Linked DNA regions of Homo sapiens: all the other regions are linked to region 3. The links are chromatin contacts, found by Hi-C in ENCODE. All regions are on one chromosome and are shown on one strand. The core of a region is the stretch at or near the end of the contact, and the rest is flanking DNA. Distances in the headings are between cores, read along the strand shown. Region 1 overlaps SSH1 (slingshot protein phosphatase 1). Region 2 holds the start of MED13L (mediator complex subunit 13L). Region 3 holds the start of DRC10 (dynein regulatory complex subunit 10).

What was found. A loop is a pair of places that touch in the nucleus more often than their neighbours do. Pooled maps may share reads with other maps.
Region 1: a map of ascending aorta shows a loop between it and region 3 (5-fold over the local background). The contact joins the enhancer-like site here to the promoter of DRC10 in region 3. A Hi-C loop is called at or near these places in 1 of 168 maps with a recorded cell type or tissue (ascending aorta), 2 of 37 single-sample maps with no recorded cell type and 4 of 50 pooled maps.
Region 2: a pooled map shows a loop between it and region 3 (8-fold over the local background). The contact joins the promoter of MED13L here to the promoter of DRC10 in region 3. A Hi-C loop is called at or near these places in 4 of 50 pooled maps.

The regions. Positions count from the first base shown.
Region 1 is chr12:108,832,198-108,836,536 of GRCh38, forward strand. All of the region lies in intron 2 of SSH1 (slingshot protein phosphatase 1), which reads right to left. Among named protein-coding and RNA genes, the nearest start is that of MIR619, 2.6 kb to the right of the region's middle. Within about 2 kb of position 1,279, at least 24 of the 41 ENCODE cell types and tissues checked have a DNase peak (open chromatin) inside an H3K27ac peak, as active enhancers do; they include ascending aorta, where a contact is called at or near this core.
Region 2 is chr12:116,275,028-116,279,496 of GRCh38, forward strand. It overlaps MED13L (mediator complex subunit 13L), which reads right to left and starts at 2,666. Exons shown (of 31, transcript NM_015335.5): 1 at 2,033-2,666. The coding sequence starts at 2,104. RefSeq lists silencers at 2,495-2,964, 3,015-3,074.
Region 3 is chr12:113,217,918-113,222,446 of GRCh38, forward strand. It overlaps DRC10 (dynein regulatory complex subunit 10), which reads right to left and starts at 3,177. Exons shown (of 5, transcript NM_001330452.2): 1 at 3,080-3,177. It overlaps TPCN1 (two pore segment channel 1), which reads left to right and starts at 3,547. Exons shown (of 28, transcript NM_017901.6): 1 at 3,547-3,709. RefSeq lists an enhancer at 2,776-2,925.

The DNA.
Region 1 (4,339 bases), core at 29-2,528, 4.4 Mb before region 3:
GAAGTGGGAGAATCACTTGAGCCCGGGAGGCAGAGGTTGCAGTGAGCCAAGATTGTACCGCTGCACTCCAGCCTGGGAGACAGAGGGAGACTCTGTCCCACCCACCCCCGCCTCCCAAAAGAAAAGAAAAGAAAGAAAAGAAAATGAAACCACCAAGACTGGGAGAAGATAAATGACTTGTCTGTGGTCATCTGGCTAATAAGAGGTAGAATGGGGCTGAAAAAGTTCGGTGCTCTTCCTGAAGAATCCATAGGTCAGAAAGCAGCACCATCTGACCTGCAGCAATAGCAGCAACGTGGAAAGCTAATCAACTGACCTCAAAACCACTCTCAGTGAGGCTCTGGATGGATTCAGAACCCCAGGCCTAGCAAAGTGAAGTTGATAAAGATGTAAAGGAGATCGAAAATTCACCATTTGGAGAGAGATTAGCTAAAGACTGCAGGTCGGATGGAAAATTCTTTCCATGGTTCTCCCACAGGTTCTTCCCTCATTTGGAACTCGTGTTTAAAAGTCACAAAGACCCTGAGTTGGGCCAAGGTCTCGTTCTTCTTCACTGTGGGCCTTGCAGTGCAACATGGCAGGGCCTCGTTCCAAATGTCACTCTTCAGAGCCTAAGAAAACAAGTAACTTTAGGGACACACCTGTCAACCGGAGCTCCCAAATTGTACCCCCCTAAACACATAATGCTGAGCATAGAAAAATTCCAGCTCTGCAGAGCGTTATACTTAGGGAAAGGGGTCACAGACAAGGAATGCTGGCAGGGCTCATTACAAATATCTTTGCTGCTGGAACATGTATTGTTTGGCTAGAAGGCGTAGGCTTCTCTCAGAGAGAAGGAATGTCCAAAAGTATTTCAGACAGTAAGAGACATTCTCTGAGCCAGCTACACAGCTCTCCTTCAAACCAACGGGTAGCGGCAAGCAGCTGAACTGACCAGCGAGCTCGCAAAAGCAAGCTTTTTTTTTTTTTTCTCCCTAAATAAGACAGCAAGTGATGTGTCTTGGCTTGGTTTAGCAAATTTTAAGATAGTTCCCTGATGACCCCAAGAGCCCTCAGGCCCCATGGAAGCTGGAGCTAATGCATCTTCCTCCAAGCATCATCTGCTCTACCAGGATCTAAGCCCCTTCACGAGGGCAGAAGGTATAAAGGCTGCACTGTGCGGGAAATGCTATGGCAGCAAAGACAGCCAAACACGCCAGAAATAACAGGCACATGAAGGAAATGTTTCTGAGACAGCTCAAAAATTCCGAGAAGAGATTATCCCGACTGTCCCAGGTTCTCAGCCCTGTCTATGGTATGCAGCCCCATACCACAGTCATTTGTCACCGAGTCCTAACTTTGTCAGAGGCCCCTCCTTTCAGGTCTCTCAGGCACCACCCAGTTCTGGCCCTCCTCACCCCCGTGAGCCAGGCGACATCCAAGCAGCCCCACGGTGCACCCGGCTCTGTGCTGCATTCTCTGAATGTCCCTGAAGGCCAGGGCTGTTGTATTCTCTACCCACTCTCTGTCTAGTATGGGAGCCACTGGCCAGATGTGTTGACTGAACACTTAAGATGCAGTAAGTGTGACCAAGAAACTGGGTTTGTCATTTTATTTCATTTTAGTTAATTTAAATTTAAGTTTAATTAGCTACATGAGGCTATCAGCTGTGGTATAGGACAGCAGAGCTCCGGAAGCTTTTGGCCTGGTGAGAAGAATCAGGACAAGCGCCTCCCTGGCCTCTCGCCCACTCTGCACAGCCGCTAACCATTGCTCTCATGACATTCTTTCCCAGCCCCAGAACTTTTAGCCATGTGACATCATCTATTGATTAGAGTCCAAACTTCTTGTGCTAACTCTCTATGGGTTGCCACAATTAGCCATTGTATGTCGTTAACCTAAATTTCATTCATCTGCTATGTCCTGACCTTAGGGGCTTAGAATATAGTTAGAAAACAGTATTTCAGAATAAAAAACCATTCTTGTATTACCTCTCGCACTATTCCCCCTGTTCTCCATGCTTCGCATTCTCTGTTCTATCCCCAGCTATAGCACTGTCCCCATAAAGCCTACTGTGGTTCTCGGCTCATGGTGTCCTTCCTCCCATCTGCCTCCCGACGTCATGCCTGTCTTCCAGTGTTTATGCCTTCTCCAGGAAGCTTTCTCTTGTGGCCCTCGCTGTGAGCTATAGCTCCTCCCTTTCAACATCTTCTAGCACCTCCTCTTACTGTGCAGGTGAGGACACTGAGGCTTAAGGGTTAAGTCACTTGCTCAAGGTCACATACAGTCGGTCCTCTGTATCCGCGGGTTCCTCATCAGTGGATTCAACCAACTACAGACAGAAAATACAGTATTTGAGGGATGCTGAACTCTTTGAATTAGTGGGTTCTGCGGGTGCTTAAGCATCCATGGATTTTGTTATCCTCGGCAAAGGCGGGGGTCCTGAAACCAATCCCCTTGGATACTGAAGGAAAGACCACCCTTAGTGATAGGAACCTAGGAACCCAAGTTCCCTCATTTCCAAATCGTGTTCCCTGACCCACTTATTTACTAACTAGTGGTGAAGCCATCTTCCTGCCAGTATATTTTAACTTCACAATGGGATGTGAGGGCCAGGATGCACATGCTTTTTAAATCTCCCTCTGTGCTTGACATACAGTAGATTGAAAGTAAGTGCTGGTAGATACACTGGCCAAGCTGTGCTCTTCTCTGAAGTCAGTATTCCAGGAGTAACTCACCCTGGTCATCTCTGTGCCCTGGGCACACTGGGCACTCCCCACACACAGGTTGAACCTGGCAAATAAGACTCACAGCATCATGCCACGTGCGAGTTAAAGCCACCTGGAGGTCAGGTCAGGTCTTCCTGACAACTGAGTGCTTCAAATAACACAACAGCAGCTAAGTTCCCCACATCACCTTGAGTGTCTGGAGAGCTAGGCCTATGACTTCTCTGTCTCAGGATCCCTCTCAGTGCCCAGAAAACAGTGGACATCAATAAATGTAACACCAATAACATCTTCGTTGAGCGCTATGCTAAGCACATCAGGTATGTTAACTCATTTATTCCCCAGTGTCCATCTCTCAGTGTTTTATACATACGGGAACTGAGGCTCAATTAGCCGAGCGTGGTGTCGTGCTCCTGTAATCCCAGCTATTGGGAGGCACAAGAATCACTCGAACCCAGGAGATGGAGGTTGCAGTGAGCCGAGATTGTGCCACAGCACTGCAACAGAGTAAGACTCCGTCTTAAAAAAACAAAAAAACAGAAAACAAAACAAACAAACACTGAGGCTCAGGGAGGTTAAGTCACCTGCCCAAGTTCATGAGACCAAGGAGCCGGGAAGCAGGAAGGGGAAGGCAGGAGTGTAACTCTGAAACCTCTGCTCTTAGGCACTGGCTTTCAGCTGAACTGATACCTCTGGAAAACAGTCTCAAAAAAGTCCACTTCTCCTCCCAACAATTCAGACCTAAAAACCATTTGGCGGGGAAGGGCAGGGCAAGCTTCTGAGTTGGGGAGGGGGTGTGGGATCCCAAGCTGAGGTGTCTGTTGGCAAGCAGGGTGCAAAGGGCATCTGTGCAGGGAGGGGGCTGCAAGGGAGACAGAGACTGCTCACAGGCAAGGAATGAAATATTAAACATTAATGTTAATATTAATATTTATAATTAATATATTTATGATATATAGCATATATACATATTATATTAATTAATTATAACTATATTAATATAATTAATTATAACTATATTAATATAATCAATTATAACTATATTAATATAATCGATTATAACTATATTAATATAATCGATTATAACTATATTAATATAATCGATTATAACTATATTAATATAATCGATTATATTAATATTAATATAATCAATATTAACAAATATATACTATATAATATAAATAATACCTAAGTTTATATAATATGCATAATGTTAATATTTATTAATATTTCAGGGACAATGGGAGTCATGAATATGGAGAGACAAAACTAGAATGAACCCCAAGGTGCTGCATCAGAATTGAAGGTACCAGTCTGAACTCATAGTTTTCAACCTATTGAAATAAATATAGATGCACGTGTGTGTGTATGCACGTACATACAAATGTTCCCTAATTCTGCCCATTGAGAGGCCTGTGGTTAGCAACACCCCAACAGCAATAAGCAGACCTAGCTTGGCTCCTAAATTTCATTTTCCACTAAAAGGAACCAGAGCCCCTTGGATAAAGGACTGATTCCACAGGTGGGTAGGGAGCATCTGTTGCCAGAAAGCAAGAAAGCACTTAAAGAATGATGTGGACATGTCAAAGGGACACAGAAGCCAGCCTGGATGAGATCCCACTGGCCCTAACTGT
Region 2 (4,469 bases), core at 1,416-3,915, 3.1 Mb after region 3:
CTAAAGACTGGCTATACATATACTTTCATTTGTCTACAGAATCCGTATATACACAGCCATTACCAGTCAGCATAATATATGATAATTTGGGAGATCGCTCTACTTGGTTATTTTAATTACCTGTAAGTGTCAATGTGGTCACCAGTAACCACACAAAAACCATTTTAAATACCCCTTGATCAATATGTTTGCTAATCTATGGAAGTCCCTGAACCTGACTGATACTAAATGATAAGACTGAGGAGGGAAAAAGTTGAGGCAAAAGGGGGTTTTACTCCCACATACCAAAAAATCAAGGGAAAATTATCACAATACTAAGAGAAAGAATTCCAACTTATAAATGAATTTTAAGATTAAATATCTGGATTAAAATATTTCATTTAAAAAAATTTACCTGATTTTACTAGAGTGGGAGCAATGATACTATGTCTTTGTAGGTAAAAATCACGTGTTGATTTTTTGGTCTGCATTGTAACACATTTAATAAAGTAACACTTTCATTTGAAAAGTTGGCGAGAATTTGCATTTCTCCATTAGTCTCATAGCAAAAAGGCATCTATGCCACCCATAATTAAATGTAACTAATTACAATTTGAACACTAAATTATTTATCCAGTGTAAACAAGGATTAAGAGGGAAATAATGCTTCTATCTACAGCGGGGGTTACAGAAAATAATTTCCAAAATGCATGCTCTCCAAAAGGGACTCACCTCCCCCCCAAAAAAAACAGGGTACACAACTTAAAACAAGTTGGGTGTTTTTAAGGCTAAATTAAATAAACCGTTCAGCCAATTTTCCAATTATATTCTACGCTTGAAACGTAATTGCCTTACATCTGTTTACAAATCTTTGCTCAATATTTAAACAAATTCGTACTCTCCTGGGCACATAGCTATACATACAGTAACTCATGCACAAAGCACATATTTAAAGACCACGCACTGCAATTATTAGCCTAAACGCCAGGTTTAACAACGTGAATGTTTTCAGAGGTAGGTAATACGACCCAATAAAAAGCAAAGATGGCATTTACCACCAAATGTCACTGACACCGCCAGGAAAAGAGTTGCTGGAGCCCTATACATTTTTAATTTCGATGAATCTAGACACCGTCGGCGGGTGCCAGGCTTCCACGAGAACAATTGACACCCTAACTGCTTCAAGATTAAGGCAGGCGATTCAAATCCGAAGGAAAAGTTGTCAATTATCAGAAAGAGAGAGCGCGAGAGAGGCGAAGGCAGATAAAAGCGATGTTATCAAACCGACCAGCTTGTTGCTTTTGTGTGTGTGTGTGTGTGTGTGTGTGTGTGTGTGTGTGTGTGTGCGGATTCGTTGTTAGGATAGAGAAAAACAGTTTTTAAAAGACACAGGAGGAGAGAAAGAAGAAAAAGCTTTCTCCACCTTCCGTCGGCTCGGTGCAATGGCTTTACGGCTCTCCAGCATAGTAAGCCCCGAGAGGCAGGCGGCTGTCGATGTTTACAATCGCGGGAGCTTCGGGTGCAAGAGTCCTTTCCTGACACAATCGCATTCAATCAACTATTTTAGGGCGAAATTGCAGGTGTCATTATGGAATTTAAAAAAATTCAAAAGGCAGGCGGGCGGGCAGGCAGCTGATCCAACAACGGGGGAAGAGGTTGCCGATCGGAGGCGCGGCAGCACAAGGCAAAGCCTTCCACATTTACGGGGGGAAAAAAAGGGGGGAAAGGGGAGGAGAAGGGGAGTGCGATTGCAACAGAGGGTGGGCGTTCGAAGTGCGACCCAGAATCCGCAGCTCCGAGACTTCCACATGCAAATTCCACGCCGAGCGCCGCGCTCACAAATGATTTTTAAAGAGCCAAATAAACACTGGATGGGATCCAAGGCGAGAGAGAGACGATCCAAAAGGGGGAGAATCGGCGAGAGGCGAACGGCGGGGAGACGCGAGGGAGGGGCGAAGTCCCGGCGGCGGGAGGAGAAAGTTGGTCGGCGGCGGAGGTCGGGGACCCCCCCCCTTCCCCGGCACAGCCCCCTCCCCGCAGCCCGGCTACTCACCAGCGAAAAGAGGTTGGAGTGACAATCCTCCAGGCTCGCCCCGTTCGCCACCCAGTTCGCTGCCGCAGTCATGATCCTCCGCGAGCCCGGCCGCCAGAGCGGGGCATGTCGGAGCGAGGCGTCCGAGGCGAGGCCGGGCCGGGCGGCGGCGCCTCGCCGGGGAGCGCGGGGCGGCCGGGCCGCCGCCGCCGCCGGGGGAGGGCGCGAGGGCCGGCGGGCAGGCGGGAGGCGCCGCGGCGACGCCGCGCCGGGGGCAGCGGGCCCGGGCTGGCGGGGGGGGCGCGCGCCCCGGGCCGGCGCTGCGGGCCGGCCACCGCCTCCGCCTTCCCTGCTCCTCAGCCGCCGCCGCCGCCGCTGCTGCCGCTGCCGCCGCCTTGTTTATCTCCAGCCACCGACTCCCCCTCGGCCCCCGCCGGCGCGCGAGGGGAGGCGAGCCCCGGAGCCGCCGCCGCCGCCTCGGAGCCGCCGCCGCCGCGGAGCGCGAACTCGCGAAGGGGGGGGTGCGGACGAAGCCAGCGGGCGACCCCGGCAGCCGAGCGACGTCCCCTCCTTCCTCTTCCTCCCCCACCCCCCCCTCCTCCCCAGTCAGCCTCGCTTCTCCTCCCTCCCCGGGCTCGCTTGCTCTGACAGCAATGGCGGCCGCCGACCGCGGCTCGGCCCGCCATTGGCTGGCGCTTGGTCACGTGACGGGCGCCGGCCGCGCGGGGGGAGCGAGGGGCGGGCGGGGGAGGGGTCCGGAGTGGCGGCGGCGGCGGCGGCTCGCGGGAGGCGCTGCTGAGCTGAGCGCGGCCGGGTCCTCCGGCCGGGAAGAGGGAGGGAGGGAGGCAGAGAGGGAGAGAAAGAAGTGCGGGCGGCCGGGCTCCCCGGCGGGCGGCGGACTGCCGGCCCGTGGCTGCCGTGGGCTGCCCCTCGTGGCCGCCCCGCCCCCTCGCGGTGCACTGATCGTGGCGGGGCGGGACCGTGGGTCCCGGGCGCGCCCGTGGTGGCCGCGGAGGAGGGCGCGGGACCCCCGGCCTGTGCCCTCGCAGCCCAGGCCGGCTGGCGTGGCGCGGCGGCCGCGATGTGGGCCAGGCAGCGGGTCCGAGTGCCCTGGGGAATGTGTCCTCAGAGGCTCGCGCCGCCGTCCGCCTTTTGCAGAGGAGAAAACTAAAGCACAAAGGGATTAAATCACTTGCCCGAGGTCGCACACTTGGGAAGAGGAGTCCAGATTCGAACCCGCGCACAGTGAAGCCAAGCTCTTGGACAAGGTTTCACAGGCTTCGCCCAGGGATATTCACGGCTGCCATAGACGGAGCGCTTACTGTGTTCCAGACACTGTGCGTTTAATACAGAAATGTTTATTGAGCCCTTACTCCTAGTTACTGTGTGCACTCATTCATTCATTCATTCATTCATTACATAAATGTTTCCTGAGCTCCTGCTGTGTGCCAGAATCTGTTATAACTTCCAGGCACTGTGCTAAGGCCGTGTTGGGAGCAGACCCTTCTTCCTGGCGTCATTCATTGGATAACCAACATTTCCTGAGTGTATATGGCCTGGGAGTCCGGAGGAGTGCTGCTATGAAGAGAAGCTCTCCCAGTCCTCAAGAAATGGATCCCCGAAAAGGGGGAGGAGAAAACAATGTCTTCACTAATACGCCTCCAAACATGGAACAATCAGCTGTTTCAGGTAGATTAAGCTAAAAGAGGAAGAGTGGATGGCTGGCACAGTGGCTCACGCCGGTAATCCTAGCCGAGGTTTAAGACCAGCCTGAGCAATGTAGCAAGAACCCCCGTCATGACAAAAAAAATAAAATACAAAAATACAAAAATTAGCCAGGCGTAGTGTGGCATGTGCCTGTAGCCCTAGCTACTCGAAAGGCTGAGGTGGGAGGATAACTTGAGCCCTGGAGGCAGAGGCTGCAGTGAGCCCAGTGAGCCGAGGTCGCATCACCGTACTCCAGCCTGAGTGACAGAGAGAGGCCCTGTCTCAAAAAAAAAAAAAAAAAAAAAAAGGAAGAGTAGAAAGCAGGGAAGAGATGAGAGTGTATAATAAGAGAAGTCTTAAGACACGTGAACTGAGTTTTGGAACTACCACAAATACTGCTAAAGCAAAACTCATGAGCAACATGTTATAATGTGTATTATCATGCAACATATTGTTACAATGAATGTCGTTACCTACATTATTTCACATAATCCGCAGAACAACCACCTAAAGTAGATACTGTTATTATTCTTAGGCTGTAATTAGGTAAAACTCAGAGGTGTGCAGTGACATCTCCAATCTCTCAGTTAGTACATGGCTCAAACTCAGGTCCTTCTGACTCCAGAGCCCGAGCATGAATTCAGGAGGCTCCTTAGAAAGATGCCTCTGGCTGGCTTTGCCATCCCTCTAATTGCATTATTTTGACCAACATAGTTTAACTCTTTGAGCCTCATTTCCTAATCTCAAAAAT
Region 3 (4,529 bases), core at 1,927-4,426:
CAGTGGTTTTCAACCTGGGGCAACTTTGCCCTCCAGAAGACATTTGGCAATAATCGGGAGATGCATTTGCTTGTCACAACTGAGAGAGGCTACTACTGGCATCTTGTAGGTAGAGGCTCGTAATATTGCTAAATATCCTACAATTGGCAGGATAGTTCCCCACAACAAAGAATTTTCTCACCCAAAACATCAATAGAGCTGAGGTTGAAAAACCCTGACCTTTTTTTTTTTTTTTTGAGATGGAGTTTTGCTCTCGTTTCCCAGGCTGGAGTGCCATGGCGTGATCTCGGCTCACTGCAACCTCTGCCTCCTGGGTTCAAGCGATTCTCCTGCCTCAGCCTCCCAAGTAGCTGGGATTACAGGCATGCGCCACCACGCGCAGCTAATTTTTTTTTTTTGTATTTTTAGTAGAGACGGGGTTTCTCCATGTTGGTCAGGCTGGTCTCAAATTCCCTACCTCAGGTGATCTGCCTGCCTTGGCCTCCCAAAGTGCTGGGATTTACAGGCGTGAGCCACCGTGCCCGGCTGCCTTTTTTTTTTAATAGACAGGGTCTTACTCTGTCACGCAGGCTAGAGTGCAGCAGTGCAACCATGGATTACTGTAGCCTTGACCTCCCCAGGCTCAGGTGATCCTCCCACCTCAGCCTTCTGAATAGTTGGGACTACAGGTGCATACCACCATGCCTGGCTAATTTTTGTATTTTTTGTAGAGATAGGGTCTCACTTTGTTACCAGGCTCCTAGGCTCAAACTCCTAGGCTCAAACTAGGATCCTCCTGCCTTGGCCTCCCAAATTGCTGGGATTACAGGCGTGAGCCACTGGGCCAAAAACCCTCAACTTAACATGTTTTTGAGGTTCATCCAGGTTGTAGCAATTATTAGTATTTCATTCCTGAATAGTATTTTATTGCTGAATAGTATTCCATTCTAAGGAAATATCATGAGTTATTTATTTATTCACCTGTTGATGACATTTGGGTTGTTTCCAGTTTTGGGCTGTTAAGGGTGATGTTGCTAAGAACATTTATATTTAAGTCTTTGTGTGGACTTATGTTTTCACTTGGGAGGGGTAACTTCCTAAGAGTGGAATTGCTAGGTTATGTGTAAGTTTATTTTTTGTTTTATTTATTTATTTTTGAGACAGGGTCTCACTCTGTCACATAGACTGGAGTGCAGTGGCACGATCTCGGCTCACTGCAACCTCCGCCTCCTGGGTTCAGGTGATTCTCCTGCCTCAGCCTCCCAAATGGCTGGGATTACAGGGACCCGCCAGCATGCCCTGCTAATTTTTGTATTTTTAGTAGAGACGGGGTTTTGCTATGTTGGCCAGGCTGGTCTCGAACTCCTGACCTCAGGTGATCCACCTGCCTGTGCCTCCTACAGTGCTGGGATTACAGGCACGAGCCACTGTGCCTGGCCTATGTTTAACTTTTTAAGAAACTGCCAACTATATTTCAGATTGGTGGTACCAATTGGTATTCTGCTGTACCTACCGGCAACATATGAAAGCTACAGTTTGTTTATTTATCTACATGATGATACTTGGTATTGTCTTTTTGATTTTTAAATGTCTACTCAACTCTTTTGCCCATTAAAAAAATTGAGTTGTCCTCTTATTGAGTTATAAGAGTTATTTTTATATTCTATATACAACTCTTTTATGACACATGATTTGCAAATATTTCCTCCATGTCTGTGTCTGTGGCTGATCTTTTCATTTTCTTATGAAAATATCTTTTGAACCTCAAAGTTTTTTTTTTATATATTTTTTTGAGACAGGGTTTTTCGCTCTGTCGCCCAGGCTGGAGTGCAGTAGTGCAATCATGGCTCACCGCAACCTCCGCCTCTTGCGATCAAGCAATTCTCCCACCTCAGCCTTATTTATTTATTTATTTATTTATTTATTTTTTGAGCTGGAGTCTCGCTCTATCACCCAGACTGGAGTGCAGTGGCACGATCTCGGCTCGCTGCAACCTCCACCACCCGGGTTCAAGAAATTCTCCCGCTCAGCCTCCTGAGTAGCTGGGATCACAGGCACACGCCACCAGGCCCGGCTAATTTTTGTATTTTTAGTAGAGACAGGGTTTCACCATGTTGGCCAGGCTAGTCGCAAACTCCTGGCCTCAGGTGATCTGCTGGCCCAGGTGATCTGCTGGCCTCGGCCTCCCAAAGTGCTGGGATTACAGGCTGAGCCACCGCGCCCGGCCCTTAGCCTCATTTAATCATCACAAGAAACTCTCTGTCTTCAGTAGGTACAATGAGATCACATCTTAAGGATGGAGATGGGAGTTAAATTCCAAAGTTAGGATAAAGGCAAAAGTGGTGTAATAAAAATTACCTAATTTATTTATTTATTTGAGACAGAGTCTTGCTCTGTTGCCCGGGCTGGAGTGCAATGGCGCTATCTTGGCTTACTGCAACCTAAGTCTCCCGGGTTCAAGTGATTCTCGTGCCTTAGCCTCCCGAGTAGTTGGGATTACAGGTGCGCCTCCATGCTCAGCTAATTTTTGTATTTTCAGTAGAGATGGGGTTTCACCATACTGGCTAGGCTGGCCTAGAACTCCTGACCTCAAGTGATCTGCCCGCCTCGGCCTCCCAAAGTGCTGGGATTACAGGCGTGAGCCACCATGCTCGGCAAAAACAACAACAACAACAACAAAACAAACAAACAAAACTACCTAATTTAAACACTGAAGTGAGATTGCCTGCTCACCGAGGAACGTATGGCCGTTGGGTGAAATGGGAGGGGACTTATAAACTCCCCTCCCACCCACAGCTCCCATGTTTGACTTGAAATAAGTTAACTACGATATGACTCTGCTTGACTGTTGTCCTCCTCGTTTTAGGGATGAGGGAGTGGAGCCATGAAGTGGGCAGGTAGAAGGGCAGAATGGAGGCCGGCTCCCTGCAGGTTGTGGAGCGAAAGGTCCAGACTAAGGCAGGAGCTGAGGGACAGGGTCCTGAAGCTGAGACGAGATCGCAGCGGGGGCTTCTAATTCCTCAGGGAGCCAAAGGACAGAGGGCTGAACCCTATTCCACATCTCCCCCGATCCGCGACCCTTTCCCAACTGGCTACTCACCTGCTCTGACCGCTCCAGGTTTCCCTAGCCACAGTTACCGCCGCGGTCCCTGCGTTGCTAGGTTACCCGCCAATCTCAGAAGGCGAGACTCGGTGTCTGACTGACCTTTCTTTTCACCATTCAATTTATTGTTCCGCTCAGTTGTCCCCACCTCCTGAAGTCTGACCAATCAGAAGCACCGCCATTTTGACCTTTCACCAATGGAAAGACTTGGGACTCCCTCTGGGTTGGACTCAACGAGTAAGGCGGGGAACAAGGGAGGAGTAAGGGGCGTGGATTCTTCGTCCCGCCCCTTCTTAAGGAGGCGGGCAGGGAGTACCGCATCGGCGGCGGGCGAGACCTGCGGAAGGACGTGATAGTTGGCCAATCAGAGTTCATCACGGTAGCCCAGTTAGCCAGTAGGACGCTGTGAAGGGGAAATGGGGCGGGGCCAGCGGGGTTGAGAGGACGGTAGGCGGTGGATAGGAGAGCTGGCGCAGCTGCCCTGGTGGCAGTGGCTGAAGTGGCGGCGGCTTCGGCGGCTGCGGCGGCTGCAACAGCTTCGGGCTCGGGGTTTTGGCGGCGGCGCCGGCGGGCTAGGCTGCGCGGTGCGGACCCCGGCGCGCGGTCCGGGTTGCTGGGGCGGCGCGTGTAAGAATCCGAGGGATGCGACGGCTTGGCCCGAGGGAGAGGGCAGGGATCAGGGGTCAGAGGACGCGGAGTAAGGGGTTGCGGCGCAGCACTCTGGTGTGGGAGGTGGGCCGTACGGGCCCAGAGGGGGCGCAGGGAAGTCTCCACCGCGCTTCTCTCCGTCCAGCCCGGGCCGGGGCTTTGCACCCTCTCTCCTCGCCCCCGACTTCTTAGGGCGACCCTCACGTGGGCTCCCAGCCAGGGGCTGGGAGCACGTGGAGCTGGAGCCAGCTGTCCTGCCTCCTTCTTCCTCCCTCCCTCGCTCTTCTCCCTGGCGCCCTTAGGTGACCCCACAGGAGTCTTGTGCCTGGGTCAGGCTGCCCCAGCGGACAGCGGGATGGTAGCTGAACCTCTTCCCCTAGGCCCTTTCCCCAGCGCTGGCCAGTTGGGTCCTCTGTAGAGGCAGAAGCAAAGCCCGCGGAGGGAACACTGGACCAGGACGCAGGAGTCCCGGGTTCTAGCCCTACTCCTCCACTGTGTGACCTTGGGCAAGTCTCTTCCCCTCTCTGGGCCTCATTTTTGTCTGTCTGGAAAAATGACGTGTTTGAATTCAAATCAGGGGACTGGTTCTAGTCGTAGGTGTATATAGGGTAATGGTTAAGCAGGCAGGGTCCCTGATTCAGACTGCCTGGGTTGAAACTTATAAAAGGCAAGTTAACCACTCCAAGCTTCAATTTCCTCATTCCTAAAGTGGGGATATTAGCTAAGATAGGATTTTTCAACAGCAGCTCAGTTGACATTTTGAGCCACATAATTCTGTTTCGGGAGGTCTCACCTGTGC